2 separate regions of the Homo sapiens genome follow, and region 2 is linked to region 1. Evidence: chromatin loops called from intact Hi-C (ENCODE). Cell type or tissue: Caco-2. All regions are shown on one strand. Each heading gives the region's core, and the rest is flanking DNA. Links, peaks and the distances in the headings are about the cores only. Region 1 holds the start of LOC124903563 (a long non-coding RNA gene). Region 2 has its middle 18 kb from the start of OR4F6.

Region 1 (5,383 bases), core at 316-5,315:
AAATATAGTATAATACTGTCTACTAAAACTCCTTTTTGTTTCAACTAAGTACTCTCACATATATTAGTTTATAATAATGTTTGTTATTATTTTTTAAAGTGTTTTCCATTCAAGGAAAAGAAGTAAATTCCTATGTCAGAGTAACCAAGGTGGTTGAAGAATAGGTATTAGCCAGAGAGGTGTAGATGGTAAAAATCAATCTTCAAGCCTCAAAGAAGCTCCATGAACAGAGAGGAATGCCAGGTGTCACAAGCTTTCCTTCACTCTAATTCATTCTTGACTAGAGCCTGTATGCCTGTTCCAGGGACATTTAAACTCCTAAAGGATTTCTTATGATCTTTACTAAATAAGAAGAATGCCAGCCAGCACTCTTTTGTGTACTGGGACATGTGGTCATGTGATTAAAACAGGTAACATCAACTCTGACTTTAAAATGTATTATAGACACAAATGCTCTAAGCTAGGAAAGGTTTTCCACATCTACAGTCAATGAAGGGAGCCTTTCGTTCCTCAGAAATGATCAGTTTTTAGGTCATCGAGAAAGAGTACAACTGCTGCAGCTCATGATGCAATATCTTCATGAGCCCAGAGCACATACAAATCCGAAGGGAACTACCATAGTACAGCGCTAATTGTTGGCACCGGAACAAATGAAACACACTCTATCCTGCACAAACCTGCCACAGCAGGCCACTTTCCTCTTCTGTGAGATTTTAAAAGCTCCCCCAAAATGTTATTACTCCCATCACCAATACACAGAAAATAGGGGAAAGGCTGTTTCCAGTTCTCGGCCTTTAAACAACTCTAAATGTCAGTACTCATAGTGGCATATTACAAAGTAATAAACAGTGCACACCTGGGGGCAAACCACATATTGAGCTAATGAAGAGCTCACTGTGATTAAGATTAGATCAAACAATAGCAGAACATAAGCAAATTTTATCTGAATTCCGTAATGAACATACATGCTGCGATAACATTAAAAAAGCATGGCAGCCTATTCCAAACCAGCAATAATAATTTTGTGCAAATAGTGGGTCTTTGTGTATTTGAACTCCCACCACGTAAGGGCAAACTCGATATGCATGCTAATGACCTACAACTATGAAACTAAAAAAGAAAAATGCTGAAGGATGCCAGAGTAAACATCAGTGAAAGCCACAGAGACCCACTCTCCTTTAACTTTTTACAAATAAACTATAAATTACAAATAATCATGAGTGGCTCTAACATTCAAATGAAGTAAATGAATTGGGTAGGAGATGAACCCCATAACTTTGTTTCCTTTTTTAAAATTTCTTGAGCAGCTCTTTGATGATGGTGATGTTTATCTCCTTCTTCTCAGCAGCCAAGCCCAGCAAAAGAATGGCATACGGGAGTTGCTGCACAAGCCTGGGTGCTCCACGCTGTCAGTGAGGCTCACCTCACAAAGATCTTTGGAGAGAAGGAGGTGGGGATCCGAGTGCAGTGAGAGCCTCCCCTGCCCCTGCCTGCCCACCCTGCCTGAGGACTCTACTCACCACCATGCTTATCAGCACCCACAAGCTCCTGGGGGGCTGGGGCTCCTGGACCAGGCTCATCAGCAAGCTTCAGGGCAGTGGCCGGGAATTTGCTGTGTCCCTCGTTGTAGTCACCACAAGCCGCAACATCTTCTCCAGCAGCTCCAGCAGCTTCACCTGGAGGGAGGGGTGCTCAGCTGTTATGCATCTACCGGCGCCCACCCTCACGCCCACCCCCACCCCTGCAGAGATGTTGCACACCCTACCTTCATCTCCTCCATGTCCTGGGCCAGCCTGATGATGTCCTCCTCCAGTTGCCGCATCTTTGGCACTGCCCCCTGGCTGTGTTCTAGGGTGATGAACTTTCCTGCAGGAGGACAGGGCTCAGACGCTGAGGTCCCTCCGACGGCCCTGCAGCTCCCCCTGCCGTGCCCTGGCCTCCCACTAACTGATGACTTCTGTCTTTCCAGTACTGGATGAATCGAAGTTCTAGTTTCTCCGCTCGCTCCCTCAGGTCCACCTTCTCCTCCAGGAGGTCCATAAGGCCACTCTGGAGCCAAAATAATGGGGTCACATCTCGGCAGCAACACCCACCCCTGCCCTTCTTGGCCCATGCCAGGACTCAGTCACCTCCAGCTTCTCCATGACCTCCTGCATGGCCCGGTGGGTCTCCCCACTCACAGACTGGCCCCTAGTCACTGGGGCTGGGACCGCTGCCTCTGGCTTCTGCTGGGCCGAGGCCACCAGGTGAGCCATGCGCTGGCAGCACACCCTCTGCTCTTTCACCTGCTCTCATAACCGTGCCTGCTCCTCCTGGGCATTGGCTCCAGCGGAGTTGAAAAATGCAACCTGAGGGCAAGAGGTGAGCATTCTTGTAGGGGCATACACAGAACGAACGGGGCAGAGAGGTGGAGTGCAGCCTCTTCCCTTGGGGCCTCAGAGAGTGCATCTGTTGGTCACAGGTGAAATGGTGTCTGACCACTGGCTCCTGGAAGGGATGAGGGTCCAGAGAAATCAGAAGGCAGGGAAACCAAGAGCATAAAGGGGTCTTGGAGGGACCACAGAGGAAGGTGGCAAAATGGGTACAGGGGGAGTCAGGCTCACCGTGGCCTCCCAGCTCTCCAGGTCCTCTGGGTTGCTTGGCATGGGCCGAGGTGCCTCCTCCTCACTGTCCAGATGTCCTCCTCTATCTCCTGTGGGGGGTGGCCAGAAGGGTCCTCAGACAGCCCAATAAGGGAGGTACTGTGGGCCCACCTCTGCCTCCACCCTCACTGTGTAACACTGAGCCAGCCACTACCCAGAGAGCAGCTGCTGTTCTTTATTTTTACTTTTAAGAACCAAGATCAGGCATAGTCCCACTACCAGTCGATGTGGGAGTTCTGACCCGCTCCCTTTCTGACCTGGGCCAGTTCAGCCATCCTTAGGCAACTTGGTGGCCCCCCGCTCCCAGGAGGACATCATATTGATGCCAAACTTAGTGCGGGCACCCGGTCGGCATAGGGACCAGCTGTTCTAAAGGTCTCTTCCAACCTTTGCCTTTTTCTTTGCTGCGGCCAATTTGCTCTGTTGAGTTTCTTCTGCCATTGCGGGGTGGGGAGGGAGGCGGGGTTGGGGCCACGTGAGCAAAATCCCAGTGAGCACTGATGAACACCTCCACTTGCCTACCAGGCAGCTGTGTGACTGAGCCCGAGGAGGCACAACTAGGGCCCCCATAGAATGCAGAACAGGGGCGTGGCCTTAATGCTCCAAGCCCATTGGTCAATGACAAAGATGAAAGGGAAAGGGGGTGTGGCCAGGCAGCAGTATGTCCAGAGGGACCTGTGGCTCACAAGGAAAGCTGTCCATGCAACTGCTGTCCCCGCCTACTCTGAGGGGAGGGGCCGCCCCCTCTGGGAGAGGGGAGGGGCCGGCTTTTGCTTTAAAAGCTTTAAAACTTTAAAAAATATATGTGTGTATACTTTATGTATATGTGTGTGTGTGTGTATCTATGTGTTCCTCCAGAGCTGTCTTCATTATCCAGCTTCTATGCAAGGTCTACGATTTTGGCCTATATTTTTCATCTTCAAACACAGTACAAAAATTACCAGTATTACCATAACTGAGATAAAGATCCTATAAAAATGGAAAATCCATAGCATGCTTGATGATTAACGAAGCAGACTATATTATCCAACATTCCAATAAGATAAAATAATCACAAGTTTCTTTTTTTTGGAAAAAGGTTTCTCTTATTCTCCTATGTTATTGTTAAAAAATTTTTTCTTAAACAAGAAACATGTCTAATATCTGTAACAACACAAAGCTTTTGGGCCAGATGCGGTGGCTTGCGCCTGTAATCCCAGCACTTTGGGAGCCCGAGGCGGGTGGATCACCTGAAGTCAGGAGTTCGAGACCAGCCTGGCCAACATGGTGAAACCCCATCTCTACTAATAATACAAAAACTAGCCAGGTGAGGTAGTGGGTGCCTGTAATCCCAGCTATTCAGGAGGCTGAGGCAGTAGAATCACTTGAACCCGGGAGACGGAGTTTGCAGTGAGCCAAGCTCACACCACTGCAGTCCAGCCTGGGTGACAGAGCGAAACTCCATCTCAAAAGAAATAAAATAAAATAAAATACAAAATAAATTTAAAGAGCTTTCAATTTAATAAGCACTCAAAGCTCTTTACTGGTTTAAAACAAATACAAGGCTCATTTTTCTAGAATCACCTGGCCTCTCTAAGCCTTGCAAATGAAACTGAATTTCTCACTTGATACTTGCCTGTGACTTGCAATCATGAAAACCAAGAATTGTGTTATGTCACTGTGTACTGCTTGTTACCTGAATTCCACACTAGGCTGGGCTCAAGGGTTGAATCTTTCAGATTAGCTCCATAACCTGTATGCTTCTTATCCCAGACCAAACCAAGTTTTTGTCTAGAGTTCTGCAATTTACAGTTAGTAGAGAAGAGTAATGTAGTCTCTGGACTAGCAGCACCAGCAGCACCTGAGAACTCTTTATAAGTGCAAATTCCCAGGCCCTACCCTGGACCTGGCGAATCAGAAACTCTGGAGTAGGGCTCAGCAATCTTTGCTGCAGTAATCCCTCCAGCTGTTTAAGAACCTCTGCCATACAGCAGGTAGAAAAATGTGTTTCCTTCTCTAGGTCCAAAGCCAGGGATACCATATGTTCTGTCTTGATACGAAACAATGACATGCAATTAAAACACATAACACGTAACTCTCCTACCTACTCCCACCCTCCATCCAATATGTTTTATTTTTATGAGTTCCATAAGAAAACAAGCAGCAATCAGAGGTTTACTCTAAAAAGTATGTTTACAAGTATCAGTTCTCATCCAGCCTGATCTCATACAAAACCATTTACATCCTCTTACTGCTAAAGTTTTAAAAAAGTATCTTCACAATGTAAGACTCAGGCACACTAGGAGTTCTATAATAAAACACCAAGTAGATTGGAATGTCCAAACTTACTAGAGAAGAAAAGTGGAATCATTGGCTATATTTTCAAATTGCATTCAAAGGAAATTTAAGTTCCAAATTTATTCACCTTCATACTTCCAAGTTAATAGAATTCAACCAGAACACTCCATTCCTTCAAAGCCTCTAGCCAGGCAAAGTTTTACTGTATTACTTCTTGCTTTCAATGGATATAAAGCAGAGTCCTGGTAGGCATTTTGTATACCTGCAGAGATGCAGAACTAAACAGTTCCATCTGTTCCATATTAAAACAAAAGTCCTGTAAACCTTGGGTGGTGAGTTTAATACTTCAGCACTAGCACCAAAGCCTCAAATAGGAAAAGATACCAAGAACACCGCTAGCAAACAAAACTAAACTCTCGGTCAGGAGCAGTAGTTCGCACCTGTAATCCCAGCACTTTGACAAG
Region 2 (5,383 bases), core at 197-5,196, 2.0 Mb before region 1:
GCTTATTTGGTCAGCACACCAGACCATTAGTCCAAAAGCACAGGACTAAGTCTTGTCTATTCTGCGGCCCATGCCATACATACTTAGTCACCTAGTCCTCTGCCTGGTAGAAGGCTTCAATCACTACACTGGAGCTGAAGAGAAACAGTGTCACCGAGTATAAATAAAAACACTGCAACCCATAACTCCTGAAACACAAAACTCAAAGTCTGTATCTTATTGGTTACTGGTTAGTTGTATCATCTGTATTGGGCATTGAGGTACTAGCAATAATTAAAAATATAAGCTTGCAAAAATATTATAAATGCATTAGACCTAATAAAGATCTAGACAATGGATGAAAATATGTGGTTTGTGCTGTCCAGACCACAATCCTTGGAATCTAGTTGTGAAATGCTGCTCTATTCCCCTTAATAATTTTTAGAAATATCATCAATATCTGTTTTTGACAATTTTTATTAAAGTGGCAAATGGTCGTTAATCATTTTTAGATCAGTTTTTCCATTAGATACCAGACAGAATTATCTAGGTATGAAAAGCCAATCATAAATAAGGTACTATTCAGTTAAACCGCTTTGTTCACACAGAGAATCATGCTATTAGTTTGCATACTTCTTAAGATTTTAATTTCACACTCTTCAGTGTCACAATTATATTGTCAATTAAGTGTGTCATTAGCAAAACTGGGAACCCTCAGACATAACATTTCCATTCAAGTCAAAATTTATACTGAGTTGATGTCTAAAATGCTTACACTTACAAGATCTATCTTATTATAGCTCGGATAGTGTATTCCACTTTTTTGTCACTCTATATAGTCATCTACAAATAAGCAACAAAATAAAGTCATTTAAAGACCAGAATTAAGTGTCTGTTAAACTTCTTAGGTGTTGTAAAGTATTCATCTATTGACCCTGCTCTCCTAGGCTCTGAACAAGTTGTTCTATTTGGGCAACTGGCAAGAGGTATTTGGATCTTCTGAATAGAATGCCCTAAGAGATTCATAAACCTTTCAGAAGAAGAAAGGGTCTCAATACTTATTGAAACACTGCACATGAACTAACTTACTTATGTTATCTTATTTAATCTTCATAACAACCTTACTAGCCTGAAATTCCCAGCAGACCAGGAGTAGCACTGGTTTTACTCAACTTGTATCTTAAAGCAGCCAGCCAAGTGGAAAGAGAACAAACTTCCAATAAATATTCCTAGAAAGAGAAGCGGATAGAAGTGAAAGGAAAGATTAAGATGATATTATTGTACTCATTTTAAGGTTGAAAAATCTAAAATAAATACAGAAGGAGTAATATGTCCAAGATCACACTGGAGGAAGTTATGGGCCTAGCATTTCATTCCTGATCTTTCAGAATCCCAAACCGATGGTTTCTGGGCAAAATACGCTTCCATTCATATATGTACCTTCGTTCGCATTTTTACAACAATACTTCATTCATGCTAGCCACCAGCTAAGAGGGTCCCAATTATCTGGAATCTAAGTCCAAAGGAACACAATGATTGAACAAATGAGCTGTCAAAATATTTCTGCATCACTCACTTTCTGTAAAAACAGAACCACCTATTGTGGCAAGTCTGGGAACAGGTGAGCCCTTATTTCACCCTCCAGCTCCACATTTCGAGTCTCCTTATGAGTCAAGCATGCAAATGCCTGAGCTTCTTCACTTTGATGTTCACATAGTGAATATCTAACACATAGACATTCACAGAAATCTTCACAAAAGTAAGTTTTTGAAGAAATAAATTTTTTTATGAAGTGTTATTTGAGCACTCTGGAGCATCATACAAATGTAGGACAGACCGAAGGGCTACATGCAGCTTAATTTGAGTTAACATTTTTTGAAATTTTATATTGCAAAAGTATACGTATTTACCGTTGTGAAATTAGAAAGGATAGGCAAAGAGGGCGGTCTACAAAGCACTCCCTAGATCCACCATACTGAGACAATGCTTAATGCTTTGATGAATTTATTTATTTTATACTTTCTATGCGTATGCATGTATTGTATACATACATGTTCATGGTTAAATATAAACAGTTCTCCTTGGTGTTCTGTTTATCCATTTATTGTTATGAAGTAAATCCCCAAAGAGTACATTTCCTTTGCCCGAGGGAGTCTTTTGCTACATACTGCTGTACATAATGAAAACTAAAAAAGGGGCTAACTTTTCAGCCTTGTGACGTTATGGTGATTCAAACAGAGGCTTCATCAAAGGCAGATTCAGCAATGAACTTGGTGTGTGTAGGTGGTTATGCTTGGCATTATTGCCTGTAATAGTATGATAGGGATGATTTCAGTGTCTGCCAAAAGGGAATTGGTTAAGTAAACTGAGGTACATCCAAATGATGCATACTGTGTAGCTGAAAAGAAGAATGAGAAAGACTCTGTACTCACCTAGAACTTGGATGTATTCTGTGTGTTTTTTTAAAAGGGAGAAGGAATGGTATCGTATGTGTGGTATGCTACTTTTTGTGTTGAGAGAGAAGGGTAGAATAAGAATATACATGTGTATTTGCAAAGATAAATTCTGAAATGATATACAAGAAATGAATTAAAAGTGGCTGTGGAAGGAGAATAAGACTGTGAATGGGATTTTGTCACATACTTTTATAGATAGTTATATTTAAAATTTTTCTGGACTATATATTTGTACATATGACCCTTTTAAAAATAAGTGAATGAAGGAATGAAGTAGGATTATGAGAAAGAGATAAGAAAAAAGGATCTAAGGGGTTGCCCATCTTCTTAGTACCCAGTGAATATTAATACATAATAATAGCAGCAAAAATTGGAAGAGTAGCCCCAAGAGGGTGGTAGGGAGTCAGCCTTTCCTTTCTCTTTTCCTCAATTTCATATATTAAAAACATATATATACTGAGAACAATAAAACAATTTGAAACAAAAATGTCTCCAGATCTCTTCAAAGGAAGATGGGCAGCTTTATGTAGGGCACTTTCCAAAAATGGGCTGGTTTCCCTCAAGAGGCGGGGATTCTAGCCTACATGGGATACATATGGGAGAAAAAATAAGAAAAAGAAAAGAGATTTAAATATAAATAAATGAAAACACTTCTCCCTGATTATAATAATTTGGATGACAAATATTAGAAAAATCTCTGCCGCTCAAAACATTCTGGTTTGTTGCTTTTTATACTTTTTTATGCATGTAAACATTTTAAAAAGTAGAATCTTAATAGATAGCCTTTTGTCACTTACTATATTTTGGGCATATTTCTGTGGCAGTATTTTCTGGCGTCATCATTTTTAATGGTTGGATGTATATTAATTCATTTCCTTTCCTTTCCTTTTTTTCCTTTCCTTTCCTTTTTTTCCTTTCCTTTCTTTTCTTTTTTCTTTGTTTCCTTCCTTTCCTTCGTTTCCTTCCTTTCTTTCCTTTTCCTTCCTTCCTTCTTCCTTTCCTTTTTCCTTTTCCTTTTGTCCTTCCTTCCTTCTTTCTTTCCCTCCCTCCCTCCCTTCCCTCCCTTCTTCCTTCCTTCCTTCTTTCTTTCCCTCCCTCCCTCCTTCCCTCCCTCCTTCCCTCCCTCCCTCCCTTCCTTCCTTCCTTTCTTCCTTCCTTCCTTCCTTCTTTCTTTCTCTCTCCAAACTCCAGAGTCACATTTCACTTAATTTTTATCCTGTCAAATTTCAAAGCATTTTAACTTGGTGATTTTAATGTAAACAGGAGCAGGAGATAATGTAATTATCTAGGTCTTGCTCTGTCACCCAGGCTGGAGTGCAGTGCCATAGTCTTAGCTACTGCAGCCTCAAATTCCTGGGCAGAAGCAATTTTCCCACCTCAGCCTGCCGAGTAGCTAGGACTACAGATGTGCGCCACCACACCTAGCTATTTTTTAAAATTTTCTGTGGATATGTGAATTCGCTATGCTGCCTAGGCTTGTCTTGAACTCCTGACTTCAAGTAATCCTCCCACCTTGGCTTGTCAAAGTGCTGGGATTACAGGTGCGAACTACTGCTCCCAGCCGAGAGTTTAGTTTTGTTCACTAGTGGTGTTCTTGGTATCTTTTCTTATTTGAGGCTTTGGTGCTAGTGCTGAAGTATTACACTCAACACCCAAGGTTTACAGGACTTTTGTTTTAATATGGAAGAGATGGAACTGTTTAGTTCTGCATCTTTGCAGGTATACAAAATGTGCCTACCAGGACTCTGCTTTATATCCATTGAAAGTAAGAAGTAATACAGTAAAACTTTGCCAGGCTAGAGGCTTTGAAGGAATGGAGTGTTCTGGTTGAATTCTATTAACTTGGAAGTATGAAGGTGAACAAATTCAGAACTTAAATTTCCTTTGAATGCAATTTGAAAATACAGCCAATGATTCCACTTTTCTTCTCTAGTAAGTTTGGACATTCCATTCTACTTGGTGTTTTATTACAGAACTCCTAGTGTGCCTGAGTCTTACATTGTGAAGATACTTTTTTAAAGCTTTAGCAGTAAGAGGATGTAAATGGTTTTGTATGAGATCAGGCTGGATGAGAACTGATACTTGTAAACATACTTTTTAGAGTAAACCTCTGATTGCCACTTGTTTTCTTATGGAACTCATAAAAATAAAACACATTGGATGGAGGGTGGGAGTAGGAAGGAGAGTTATGTGTTATATGTTTTAATTGGATGTCATTGTTTCGTATCAAGACAGAACATATGGTATCCCTGGCTTTGGACCTACAGAAGGAAACACATTTTTCTACCTGCTGTATGGCAGAGGTTCTTAAACAGCTGGAGGGATTACTGCAGCAAAGATTGCTGATCCCTACTCCAGAGTTTCTGATTCACCAGGTCCAGGGTAGGGCCTGGGAATTTGCACTTATAAAGAGTTCTCAGGTGCTGCTGGTGCTGCTAGTCCAGAGACTACATTACTCTTCTCTACTAACTATAAATTGCAGAACTCTAGACAAAAACTTGGTTTGGTCTGGGATAAGAAGCACACAGGTTATGGAGCAAATCTGAAAGATTCAACCCTTGATCCCAGCCTAGTGTGGATTTCAGGTAACAAGCAGTACACAGTGACATAACACAATTCTTGGTTTTCATGATTGCAAGTCACAGGCAAGTATCAAGTGAGAAATTCAGTTTCATTTGCAAGGCTTAGAAAGGCCAGGTGATTCTAGAAAAATGGGCCTTGTATTTGTTTTAAACCGGTAAAGAGCTTTGAGTGCTTATTAAATTGAAAGCTCTTTAAATTTATTTTGTATTTTATTTTATTTTATTTCTTTTGAGATGAAGTTTCACTCTGTCACCCAGGCTGGACTGCAGTGGTGTGAGCTTGGCTCACTGCAAACTCCGTCTCCCAGGTTCAAGTGATTCTCCTGCCTCAGCTCCTGAACAGCTGGGATTACAGGCACCCACTAC

What was found. Peaks named below come from ENCODE experiments on the same cell type or tissue, not always from the same donor. Only the 100,000 strongest peaks of a DNase experiment are listed, where the experiment ranks them.
Region 2: it touches region 1 in a loop (15-fold over the local background); 5 of 110 quality-filtered maps call a loop at or near these places.

What each region holds. Positions count from the first base shown.
Region 1 is chr15:99,788,862-99,794,244 of GRCh38, reverse strand. It overlaps LOC124903563 (a long non-coding RNA gene), which reads right to left and starts at 2,689. Exons shown (of 3, transcript XR_007064776.1): 1 at 2,604-2,689; 2 at 1,766-1,866; 3 at 1-1,676. It also overlaps the pseudogene DNM1P46 and the pseudogene RN7SL484P. In Caco-2, for the core only: no CTCF peak of the experiment used is centred there; a DNase peak (open chromatin) is centred at 3,264.
Region 2 is chr15:101,782,887-101,788,269 of GRCh38, reverse strand. No RefSeq gene overlaps it. Among named protein-coding and RNA genes, the nearest start is that of OR4F6, 18 kb to the left of the region's middle. In Caco-2, for the core only: no CTCF peak of the experiment used is centred there; no DNase peak of the experiment used is centred there.